Regions from separate parts of the Homo sapiens genome. Here all the other regions are linked to region 3. Evidence: chromatin contacts called from ENCODE Hi-C or POLR2A ChIA-PET data. All regions are on one chromosome and are shown on one strand. Each heading gives the region's core, a stretch centred on a gene start or an enhancer-like site at or near the end of the contact. The rest is flanking DNA. Distances are from core to core; before and after follow the strand shown. Region 1 holds the start of HAP1 (huntingtin associated protein 1). Region 2 overlaps STAT3 (signal transducer and activator of transcription 3). Region 3 holds the start of DNAJC7 (DnaJ heat shock protein family (Hsp40) member C7). Region 4 holds the start of STAT3 (signal transducer and activator of transcription 3).

Evidence for each region. A loop is a pair of places that touch in the nucleus more often than their neighbours do. ChIA-PET counts read pairs that join two places held with the same protein, here RNA polymerase II (POLR2A). Pooled maps may share reads with other maps.
Region 1: a map of mammary epithelial cell shows a loop between it and region 3 (4-fold over the local background). The contact joins the promoter of HAP1 here to the promoter of DNAJC7 in region 3. A Hi-C loop is called at or near these places in 1 of 168 maps with a recorded cell type or tissue (mammary epithelial cell) and 8 of 50 pooled maps. POLR2A ChIA-PET finds 5 or more read pairs at or near these places in 5 of 52 experiments (AG04449, H1, HEK293 and 2 more).
Region 2: a pooled map shows a loop between it and region 3 (4-fold over the local background). The contact joins the enhancer-like site here to the promoter of DNAJC7 in region 3. A Hi-C loop is called at or near these places in 1 of 168 maps with a recorded cell type or tissue (PC-9) and 3 of 50 pooled maps. POLR2A ChIA-PET finds 5 or more read pairs at or near these places in 3 of 52 experiments (activated B cell, activated CD8-positive, alpha-beta memory T cell and activated naive CD4-positive, alpha-beta T cell).
Region 4: a map of CD8-positive, alpha-beta T cell shows a loop between it and region 3 (4-fold over the local background). The contact joins the promoter of STAT3 here to the promoter of DNAJC7 in region 3. A Hi-C loop is called at or near these places in 3 of 168 maps with a recorded cell type or tissue (CD8-positive, alpha-beta T cell and naive thymus-derived CD4-positive, alpha-beta T cell), 3 of 37 single-sample maps with no recorded cell type and 11 of 50 pooled maps. POLR2A ChIA-PET finds 5 or more read pairs at or near these places in 17 of 52 experiments (A549, CD4-positive, alpha-beta T cell, CD8-positive, alpha-beta T cell and 12 more).

The regions. Positions count from the first base shown.
Region 1 is chr17:41,733,264-41,735,963 of GRCh38, reverse strand. It overlaps HAP1 (huntingtin associated protein 1), which reads left to right and starts at 1,321. Exons shown (of 11, transcript NM_177977.3): 1 at 1,321-1,798. The coding sequence starts at 1,330. RefSeq lists an enhancer at 1,890-2,432.
Region 2 is chr17:42,336,322-42,339,021 of GRCh38, reverse strand. STAT3 (signal transducer and activator of transcription 3) reads left to right here. Exons shown (of 24, transcript NM_139276.3): 6 at 210-291; 7 at 1,165-1,259; 8 at 1,436-1,587. Among named protein-coding and RNA genes, the nearest start is that of STAT5A, 49 kb to the right of the region's middle. RefSeq lists a silencer at 1,169-1,218 and an enhancer at 1,349-1,658. Within about 2 kb of position 1,366, at least 6 of the 41 ENCODE cell types and tissues checked have a DNase peak (open chromatin) inside an H3K27ac peak, as active enhancers do.
Region 3 is chr17:42,016,041-42,018,740 of GRCh38, reverse strand. DNAJC7 (DnaJ heat shock protein family (Hsp40) member C7) reads left to right here and starts at 1,302. Exons shown (of 14, transcript NM_003315.4): 1 at 1,302-1,401. The coding sequence starts at 1,325. It also overlaps a transcript of NKIRAS2 not described here. RefSeq lists a silencer at 994-1,143 and enhancers at 1,254-1,663, 1,734-1,783, 894-2,093.
Region 4 is chr17:42,387,150-42,390,070 of GRCh38, reverse strand. It overlaps STAT3 (signal transducer and activator of transcription 3), which reads left to right and starts at 1,629. Exons shown (of 24, transcript NM_139276.3): 1 at 1,629-1,792. RefSeq lists an enhancer at 909-1,178 and silencers at 1,699-1,978, 2,209-2,288.

The DNA.
Region 1 (2,700 bases), core at 72-2,571, 280 kb after region 3:
TTCTTTACTTTCTAGGACCCAACTTTCCTGGTTTTCCTCTACTTCACTGCCCCACTCATCCCAGTCTTCCTTTGATGCCTCCTCTTCTTCTTTCTGCCCTCTGAATCCTAGGGGGTTAGTCCTGGGCGCTCTTACCTGTCTTCTCTCAGTCTCTTGGGGATCTCACCAGTCTCATAGCTTTAAATGGTCATCAAAGAACAATGACTCCTACATTTAAATCTCCAGCCCGGTCTCTCCCCTACATTCAGATTTATACATCTAATTGTCTACCCAACATTTCCAGTAGGATACTTAAAAAAAAAGTATTCTATTTATTTATTTATTTTGAGGGGTAGGCTCGCTCTGTAGCCCCAGCTGGAGTGCATTGGCACAATTTCGGTTCACTGCAACCTCTACCTTCCAGGTTCAAGCAATTCTCCTGCCTCAGCCTCTTGAGTAGCTGGGACTACAGGCACACGCCACCATGCTTGGCTAATTTTTGTATTTTTAGTAGAGACAGGGTTTCACCAGGTGGCCAGGCTTGTCTGGAACTCCTGACCTCAGGTGATTCGCCTGCCCCGGCCTCCCAAAGTGCTGGGATTACAGGCGTGAGCCACTGCGCCCGGCTACAGGGAGACTTTTAAGAGGCGTCTCCCAAGGAGAACAGGGGTTCGCCAGCATGGCAAGAGGAGGGCAAAGCGAACTAGGGTTGGAGGTGAAGAACAGTTAATCCAATCAAATGGAAGACGTCGAGTGGCGCGAGCACTGGGGTGTGAGCGCGAGGGTCAGGGTTGCAGCGCCAGGCAGGGTTGCAGCGCCAGGCAGGGTTGCAGCGCCAGGCAGGGTTGCAGCGCCAGGCAGGGTTGCAGCACGTTGGAAGCGCACTGGAGTTTGGAATGTCTCTCCCAGTCAACCGGGAAAGACGCAGCGCTGCCCTAATGCACTGGCCACCCCAGACCGTATGCACAACGTTGGGTTGGCAGCTTCTACACCAGGGAAGGCACCCGAAACCCCGGCGCGGCAGCTGGGGAGGGGCTGCCCCCAGCCAGGGACCCGCGAGTGCTGGGGCAGCCGCGGCTTTGGGCAGAACCATTCTCCGGAGATGGAGAGGGCAGAAAAAATCTTTCGCTCCCATCCCAACTCGGAGCCATCCGGAACTTGCACTCGCCCTTCTTGCCCTGCTTTTCTTACTGTGCTCTGTTCCGTCACCACTAGCTCCCCTCCCGCGCGGCTCTGAGTCCCGCTTGCCACTAGTTGCTTCTCGGCAGCCCCCACCCCTACGCGTGGTCCGGCCCGGCGGCTGGCGCAGGTTATAAAGGTCCCGCCGCAGCAGCGGACGGCAGACTCGAGATGCGCCCGAAGAGGTTGGGCCGGTGCTGCGCGGGGAGCCGGCTCGGACCCGGGGACCCAGCAGCACTCACCTGTGCACCTTCGCCCTCAGCCAGTCCCGCTCCGGAGCCCTCTGCGCAGCCGCAGGCACGGGGCACTGGACAGAGAGTAGGATCCCGAGCCACCTCTGGATCCCAGTTCCTCTCGGAAGCCCGCACCGGAGCTCGCCCGGCCTCGGAGGCTGGAGCCAAGGCAGGAGCCCGGCGCCCGTCCGCATTCTCGGCCATCCAAGGGGATGTCCGGTCTATGCCCGACAATTCGGACGCGCCGTGGACCCGCTTCGTATTCCAAGGGCCGTTTGGTTCCCGGGCCACTGGCCGGGGGACTGGAAAGGCAGCGGGCATCTGGAAGACGCCAGCCGCCTACGTTGGCCGGCGACCCGGGGTGTCCGGCCCTGAGCGCGCCGCCTTTATTCGGGAGCTGGAGGAAGGTAAATCGGGCCCCCGGGGTCCTGGACCGGGTGGGGACTGGGGCAACTCCAGGGAGGAAGTGGCCCCATCGGGTCCAGGCACCCCGCCCCCTCTAGCACTCAGTGTCACCCGTCCACCACCCCCGCGATGTCACTGCGGTGTCTGTCTGGTCGCCCCTTCTCCATCTCCTCCTCTGCTCTTGTCCCCTGGTTTGTGCCCGTGAGTCAGGTTCTGGGGCCTGCACGCTCGCCCACCCACCTCCACGCGCCTCTTGCTGCGGCAGATCTGCACCCCTTCAGCGCCCCTCTCCTGGGTCTACCGCAGTGCCAGGAGAGGGGCGGGGGGCTGCGGGAGGGCGCTGTCCCGCGCGCTCTGAGTCTGCGCTGGCCGACCGGGCTTGCGTGCGATGGAGGGGTGGGTGGGCGGGCGGAGGGGGAAGTTTTGCCCACTTTTTGGTTGCGGGTATGGGGGCAAAGTCGCGCTCTTTTCCTGCCCCTTGTCTCTCCTATCCTCCTGCGGGTCGGGGGAGATCTCTGGATTGGGCCTAGAGGCTCGAGTGTCTCCTAATCTGGTGAAGTCTTCCTCCTGTCCTCTGCACACGCAACAGGTGCAGGGTGAGTGGCTGCGTCTGTTTGTATGACCCAGGAGACTCCATTGCACTGCCTCCTGGGTAGGGGGTGATGAGCCAGTCTGAGGCTGTACTTCCCCTGGCTGTCTCCATTCTAGGCGCCAGGGACCCAGGTGTCCGGAGAGCCCAGTTTCTGAGCCTGGAGGACTGTGACCCCCTTACCTCAGGCTCCTCCAGGGGTAAAAAAAAAAAAAAAAAAAAAAAAGCCGGGCGCGGTGGCTGACGCCTGTAATCCCAGCCAGCACTTTGGCAGGCCGAGGCGGGCGGATCACTAGGTCAGGAGTTCGAGACCAG
Region 2 (2,700 bases), core at 117-2,616, 320 kb before region 3:
ACTCAGCCTCTCAAAGTGCTGGCATTACAGGCGTGAGCCACTGCACCTGGCCAACAGGGAGCCTTCTCTTGGGGATACTGCCTGCAGGTCCTGCATGTATCTTTTTTGAGGTTTTGGCTTCATTTGAATTCTCCTCAGAAACTTTATATTTTCTGTTCCCAAGGAAATCTTTCTTTACTTCTGTTTTTTTGTTTGCTTATTTTAAACAGGATCTAGAACAGAAAATGAAAGTGGTAGAGAATCTCCAGGATGACTTTGATTTCAACTATAAAACCCTCAAGAGTCAAGGAGGCAAGTGAATATTAGAGATGTTAAAATCTCTAGAAAGTGAGTTTGTGTTGTTGAGTTGAAAGACTCATTTGTCTTAACTCTGTTTAGATCTTAAGGCGGGCGGGGCGCAAGGGAGGTACGGGTCCTCAAAGGAGCCTGGTCATTAAGGACAGGAGTATTCCCTCAGGTCCAGGAGTATTCCCTCAGGTCCAGGAGTATTCCCTCAGGTCAAGGAGTATTCCCTCAGGTCAAGGAGTATTCCCTCAGGTCCAGGAGTATTCCCTCAGGTCCAGGAGTATTCCCTCAGGTCCAGGAGTATTCCCTCAGGTCCAGGAGTATTCCCTCAGGTCCAGGAGTATTCCCTCAGGTCAAGGAGTATTCCCTCAGGTCCAGGAGTATTCCCTCAGGTCCAGGAGTATTCCCTCAGGTCCAGGAGTATTCCCTCAGGTCCAGGAGTATTCCCTCAGGTCCAGGAGTATTCCCTCAGGTCAAGGAGTATTCCCTCAGGTCCAGGAGTATTCCCTCAGGTCCAGGAGTATTCCCTCAGGTCCAGGAGTATTCCCTCAGGTCAAGGAGTATTCCCTCAGGTCCAGGAGTATTCCCTCAGGTCCAGGAGTATTCCCTCAGGTCCAGGAGTATTCCCTCAGGTCCAGGAGTATTCCCTCAGGTCCAGGAGTATTCCCTCAGGTCCAGGAGTATTCCCTCAGGTCCAGGAGTATTCCCTCAGGTCCAGGAGTATTCCCTCAGGTCAAGGAGTATTCCCTCAGGTCCAGGAGTATTCCCTCAGGTCCAGGAGTATTCCCTCAGGTCCAGGAGTATTCCCTCAGGTCAAGGAGTATTCCCTCAGGTCAAGGAGTATTCCCTCAGGTCAAGGAGTTTTTTCTTCCTTCGCAGACATGCAAGATCTGAATGGAAACAACCAGTCAGTGACCAGGCAGAAGATGCAGCAGCTGGAACAGATGCTCACTGCGCTGGACCAGATGCGGAGAGTAAGGGCATAGGTCGGACCACTTCCCCCATGTGTCTCGCTCACTTGCGGGATTTCAGCGTCTTGTGGCAGAACTTGCTTGGTTTCTAAGAAGTTCCTGCTCTGGAGTTGACTAAAGAATGTGGTTAGAGACAGTCTGAGGAAATGTTTTCTGACTTTGTTTTGGTTTCCAACCAGAGCATCGTGAGTGAGCTGGCGGGGCTTTTGTCAGCGATGGAGTACGTGCAGAAAACTCTCACGGACGAGGAGCTGGCTGACTGGAAGAGGCGGCAACAGATTGCCTGCATTGGAGGCCCGCCCAACATCTGCCTAGATCGGCTAGAAAACTGGTAAAGGATGAAAGAAGCTTTTCCTTTCTTTCTCGAAAGCTAGATTGAATTCTGATCTTAACTGCAGGCCCACAGAATTGGTACTATATCTCCAACGTGGGGACTTTTCCATATTCAAATTTAGCCCAAGAATTAAAGTTTTTACTTTATTTCGGCCAGGCGCTGTGGCTCACACCTGTAATCCCAGCACTTTGGGAGACCAAGATGGGCGGATCACTTGAGGTCAGGAGTTTGAGACCAGCCTGGCCAACATGGTGAAAACACATCTCTACTAAAAACATAAAAAAATTAGCCGGGCGTGGTGGTGCGCACCTGTAGTCCCAGCTACTCTGGGCGGCTGAGGCAGGAGAATCACTTGAACCTGGGATATGGAAGTTGCAGTGAGCGGAGATCTTACTACCGCACACCAACCAGCCTGGGAGACAGAGTGAGACTCCATCTCAAAAAAATAAAAATAAAATAAAGTTTTTACTTTATTTGGAGAAACTTTGTTTTAAAAAATGTATTTATATTATTATATTTTAAGTATATTTTACTTAATAATTCAATTAAGGCTTTTGGTTTAACTGTATTTAACAGATAGACAAACCTTTTAATTTTAGTTATTTTAGTAATCTAAAATGACACATGCCCTTTTTAAGGGAAAAAATTCAAATACAGAAAATTAATCAAGAGAAGAAAAAATTTTTAAATGAAATCATCAGCAGTACTAGTAGTTAAAATTTAGTTGATGCTCAATCTAGACATCTGTCATTATGTATATACACATTATGTATATACACATAAAGATAGAAATTTATACAGTTTATATTAGGATCATTTTTTTTTCTTTTTTTGGAGTCAGGGTCTCACTGTGTTACCCAGTCTAGAGTACAGTTATGCAGTCATGGCTCACTGGAGCCTTGACCTCCTGGGCTCAGGCAGTCTTCCCACCTTAGCCTTCTCAGTAGCTGGGACTACAGGCATGCACCACCACACCTGGCTAATTTTTAAATTTTTTATAGAGACAGGGTCTTACTTTGTTGCCTGGGCTGGTCTCAAATTCCTGGGCTCAAGGGATCATCCCACTTCGGCCTCTCAAAAGCTCTGGAATTATAGATGTGAGCTGCCGTG
Region 3 (2,700 bases), core at 53-2,552:
GAGTTGCCTTAGATAGAACATAAAGTGGGAAGATGGTGAGACAGGTTGGCTAGCATTAGACTGGACTATGAGCCACTGGCAGGCAGGGCAGGTGGTCTGTAAGTCTTGTGCCCTCACAACCTAGCACAGAGTAGGCGTTTTGGAAAGGGCTGAGTGATTGGCTCAACGAATGACCCCTCCTTTCCAACCTAGTGAGCTTGTCCTATCCCTCCCTACTCAGTGGTCGCTGTGGTTTCAGCTCCCTCCACACTGGGATAGGCAGAGTATGAGCATTGGCACATGCTGTTTTCCTGGAACAAACAGGTAAATCCTTTTAAAATTCCTTTGCCCTCTTCTTATTTTACTCTTAGCTTTACATTGTAAAGCTACTCCTCATACTCCTCCAATTTAACCCCAGAAAGCTCCAATTTAATTCAGCTCCACAAATAGTCGTTTGGGTGAGGGAATAACAACAAAGACAGTTAAACTGTGCCCTTGTCCCCTATGAATTCTCAATCCAGACCGCATTCGGCAAGGCAAGCGTGATGAGTAGAGAGTTTATATAAGAGGTGGGAGTACTGGGGACACAAGAGCAAGGACCTCACCCCGCGAGCTTCCTTATAAACTCCAGGGCAGGGTCTGGGGCGCCATGTGTCAGCTTTCCTAGGCTTAATGCTGAGATGGCACTCCCAGGCGGCTGACATGAAAGGAGCCTTGTAAAAGGGTCAGCGTCATTAGGGTGATGAACCAGTTGGTGTTTGGAGATCCGGAGTGGATGAAAGGCGCAGGGTGAAGACGCCCTGCGTTCCCCTGGCTTGACTGGGCAGGGCTTCCAGAGAACGATGAAAGCTGGGGGAACTGAGCTCAAAGTGTCTCTTGACTTTCCCGGGAAGAAGCTGTGGACACACTCCAAGGTCGGAAAGGTAGCAGTGGGGACTCCTTCCCTACAGAGTCTTGGGTCACCTGGTCCCCACGCAACCCAGACTCCACGGAGCCTTTCAGGAAGACTCTCTAGGATTGGAAGTTGCTATGGCAATGAGGCTCTTGGAATACTGAAAGCAGCCAAGCCCTAGAGAGGCTACCACCGGTACACCCCGCCTTCCCACCCACGGGTAAAGTGGCGCCGCCTACGCACCGGCACAGCCCCTGGGCTCCCGCCCCGGCGCGGAGACCACCGTGGACATCCGGGGGCGGGAGGCCGCTCTGGCCCCAAGCGGAGCCTCTCTCTGGTAGACGAGCCCGAGGGAGCCCTTCTGGGCGCGGCGCCGCGGAGCTGCTCTATGCTCCAACCGGAAGTGCTCTTCACCGCCGGCCTCCCACCCAGCTCTCTGGTCCCGGCGGTAAGATGGCGGCTGCCGCGGAGTGCGATGTGGTAATGGCGGCGACCGAGCCGGAGCTGCTCGACGACCAAGAGGCGAAGAGGTAACCGGGTAGCAGGGTAGTAGAGGAGGCGACCTGCAGCTCCGTGGCTCAGGGAAACTCGTTCCTGCCATGATGCAGCCCCCAGCTGTTGAGGCGATGCCCCGCCCTCCGCAAACACCCCCCCATCTGAGATCAAGGCCGGATGGACCCCCTGAAGGGGCGCTCTTGGGGGTCGGCCTTCCTCTCCCGCTTCCGCCTGGCGTAGGAGCTGAGGCATGGCCTTGTTCTCCAGCTGAGAGGACGATCGTCCTTATAGGAGAGGCCGAGTCTCCGAGGGCAATTTCAGAGGTCTGGTGCGAGGTGGGGGAAGCGGCGCGGCGTCGATGACGACTTCCTTACATCGCCCCCGACCCCCGCGTTCTCTTGTTAACTTCTGTGCATTGTTGCCTGTCTGCACTTTCCGTCTCCAAAACCTTTGCTCTCCTCACCCCGTTTTCCCTTGTAATTATACCCCAGCGATCACTAGTCTGGGTTCGAAGTGATTGTGTGTCTCCATAATTGACCTGGTTGCCCCCGGTTATCCCAGAAGTCAAAGATGACAGAGAAAAAAAGGAAGAGCGAGGGGCTTATCTCGTGTTCTCTACGTCAGACTCCTCTTCCCCTGTCCTTCCTGGGTGATCTTTATCCTTCCCAGCACTGTTCTTTCTTAAGTTAAGCACCAAGGAAGAGGGCAACTGCTTGGGCGCTGTTGGCACTCCGAAGCAGCCGCAGTGGTTCGAGATTGCCAGTCGGACTAGCCAAGGGAGCTGCTGAGTGAGTGGTTTTCGAGAACGCTCTAGATTCTGGCAACAGTTAGGCCAGATTATTGGAAGTGGGGTTGGAACAGAGTTGTGGGTAGTCATACTTGTTCTAATCCTAAAGCAGAATTGACAAGAAGGTTCTAGAAGTTTGGAGCCCTTTCCTTATCAGCTGCGGGTTAGTCTGACCCTTTTGTTCAAGATATCTACAGTGCCCTCAGTCTCTTTGCAACATACTTTATATCTTCATACCAAGCCCGTTGTGTCTTCAGGCTGGGTAATTTGAGGCGGTGATGTAGAATTAGTTCATGAGATCTGAAATCAGGATTCTGAGATTTTTACTATCTAATGAGTTCGAAATATAAGAAGTACTCGGACGCAATGAATAGTTATCAAGCTTGAGGGTGGTTACCACAGCCAGATCTCAAGTTCCTGATCTGCTGGGAGCTGAGGGGCCTGACAAAGTGTAATAGGCCCCTGGGATATCAGAGAAGCCAGGACACCAGAGTCCAGTCTCTGTTCTTAATTTTGAGCTTTCATGTTGTTCCTACTTCTTCCTAGA
Region 4 (2,921 bases), core at 380-2,879, 370 kb before region 3:
GGTGTAGATAAACAGCCTAATCAATACACACACACTCTACAGGTAAATACAGCAATTTCCATACTGAGCTGTGTCTACCAGAGGGCAATAGGAGGTTCTCAATTCTCACCACCAGTGACCCTATGAATTGCCCTGTAGATGCCTCTGTCCCTCATTGGATATGAGGTGGTACGAGCGGTCTGAATCTGTAGACTTAGACAGGCTTCAGGTATCTGGGGAACCATGTGAGTAAAACCTTGTATTGTTTCTGGGGCTAGAATCTAGTCTCCTTCAAACACTCAGAAGGATCTGTGACTGCCTTCAAAGGTTAAGAGTCATTGATTTTTCTCACTAGAAATTAATAAGAACAGCTATCCTTGGGGAGAAGGAATGATGGGGGTAGGGAAAGATTTTCATTTAATATTTTTGACCTTTCTGAACGGTCTGCATTTTCTAAACAGGAACATGTATTAGGTTCATTGAAAAAAAATATGTCAGGGGTTAGCTGAGCAGTGAGATAATGGGTCCTTTTTAGATTTTTGTCTTTATACCTGTTCGTATTAAACAAACACAAATATTAATAACATATTTTTAAAGACCCAAAAAAATAAAAATTAAAAACCCTGATAGTATCAGCACATACACAGAAATCACTCCATTATGCAAAGTTCATCCTCTATTATGAAAGGCAAAATGTCTACATTTCCTATCAACCACTGGCTTCAATTCAGTAAAACTTGCATACCAAGTAGGCAAGGTGGAAAAGAAAAAGGCAGAACATTTCATGTATTTCAATTCAGACGCATAAAAATGTCAAGCCCTACACGTTATCAGCTTTCGTATACACCGTCTTCTGCATTCGCCTGTACGGGCCAATGGGCTAGCTGGTCGGCGTTTGATGCTTGAAGTGATGGAACGGAGTACGGGGTTAAATCCACTACCCTCTCCCCACGCACTCTAGTAATTACTCTATTTCCACGTCATGTTTCCGGGTGTGTGTGTCCCTGCTCACGCAGAAACTGAAGTTCAAAGCAGGCGGAGTCACCCATGTTCTTTTTGTTGTCCCCAGAACCCAATTCAGGAGTTGGGTCCCCAGAGGATCTGGAGATACCTGGGGACTATCTAACTAGCTGATTCCCGCGTGGTAAGAGGCTCTCAACCTCGCCACCACGTGGTGCCAAGGGCCGGGAAAAGGGAGAGCGGGCAGGAGGGAGCTGTATCAGGGGCATTTAAAGTGCCTTGACGTCACGCACTGCCAGGAACTCAGCTGAGTTTTCAGCAGGACATTCCGGTCATCTTCCCTCCCTCCCCCCGGGCTTCTGTGCCCAAGTCCTCGGCTCTTCCCTCGCTGTGGCGGAGGGAGGAGCACCGAACTGTCGGAACAGCCAGCACAGGGGCGTATCAGTCTCCTCTTGGCTCCGCCCTTTCTCCTAGCTGCTCTCCTCATTGGTCAGTGGGCGGGGCTTCGGCTGTACCGCACACGCACTGGGACCTCTGGGTGGCCGAACGAGCTGGCCTTTCATGAATTATGCATGACGGCGTGCCTCGGCCAGGCTGGGGCTGGGCGAGGATTGGCTGAAGGGGCTGTAATTCAGCGGTTTCCGGAGCTGCGGCGGCGCAGACTGGGAGGGGGAGCCGGGGGTTCCGACGTCGCAGCCGAGGGAACAAGCCCCAACCGGATCCTGGACAGGCACCCCGGCTTGGCGCTGTCTCTCCCCCTCGGCTCGGAGAGGCCCTTCGGCCTGAGGGAGCCTCGCCGCCCGTCCCCGGCACACGCGCAGCCCCGGCCTCTCGGCCTCTGCCGGAGAAACAGGTGAAGGGGGTGCAGGGTGGGGCCGTTGGGGAGGCCTGGGGACCCGGGGGCTCCGCAGCGGCAGGGGGCCTCTGGGACCTTGGGGATGTTGTGATGGACGCTGCAGTGGGGCCGGGAGAGATGAAGAGACGCGGAGGGTCGCCCTGAGGGAAGACTCTTCGGGATGACAGGAGCGGGCCTCGGAAGGGACTCGGGGCGCTGGAGGGAAGTTTCGTTCTTCGGAGAAACAGAACGCGCTCGAGGGGGCACCGTGGGGCGAGGGCGCACTCGGTTGCGGCGGCAGGAGTGAGGGACAGTCCCCCGATTTCCTGCTCCCTGGGGCCCTGGGGACGTTCCGGCCACCGGAGCGACTGTCACGCCGACGGGGATCACCGGCGCGAGTGGGGGGTCGGAAAGCGCCTCCTCCCCGCCCGGTCGGCGGCTCCCGCTGAGCCACTTCCTCCGCTTGCCCTGTTCCCGCTCCTTCAGGAGACAGCTGTGCCCTTTTGGAGGCAGGAATAGGTGTGTCTGTCGCCTGCAGCCTTACGGGCTGGCTGGTCGTGGGTAGGCTTTATTGCATAAGAATCAAGTTTCCTGTAGGGAAATTGACAGACCGGTACTCTTTCTAAATTCCCTCGCATCTTTTTCTAGGTTAAATTATGCTCCCCCCACGTCCCCGCCTTGTAAAAAAGAGAAAAAAAGACAAAATAAAATCCCCATCAACCCGTCAAGCCAGCTCTAGAGAGAGAAATAAACCTCTTGACATTGTCCTTTTCCAAATACCTGGTAAAGTCGGCCAGAAGATAAATAATTGAGCCATTGCATTTACTGGATTGTGGTGTTGCTTAATTGCATAGGACGGAATGAACCAATTGAGAGTGGGAGTTTTCTGTCTCAGAGCCAAGATCTTGGGTAAATGCAGAGGAGAGGGAAACAAAGACAGGCTGGCCTTGAAAAAACCATGTGTGCAAACTTTACATGCATTTGGGGGGTGTGGTTGCACTGAAGTTAACAAGATTCAAACCGTCGCCCAAGTTGGTATTTCCATGTTTGGTACACATCACTCTGTGCCATATCAGGTCGTTGTTAAGTGTGGTGACAAAATCAGTGGTTAGTCATTTTTTTAATTAAAAATGTGTATAGTGTGTAC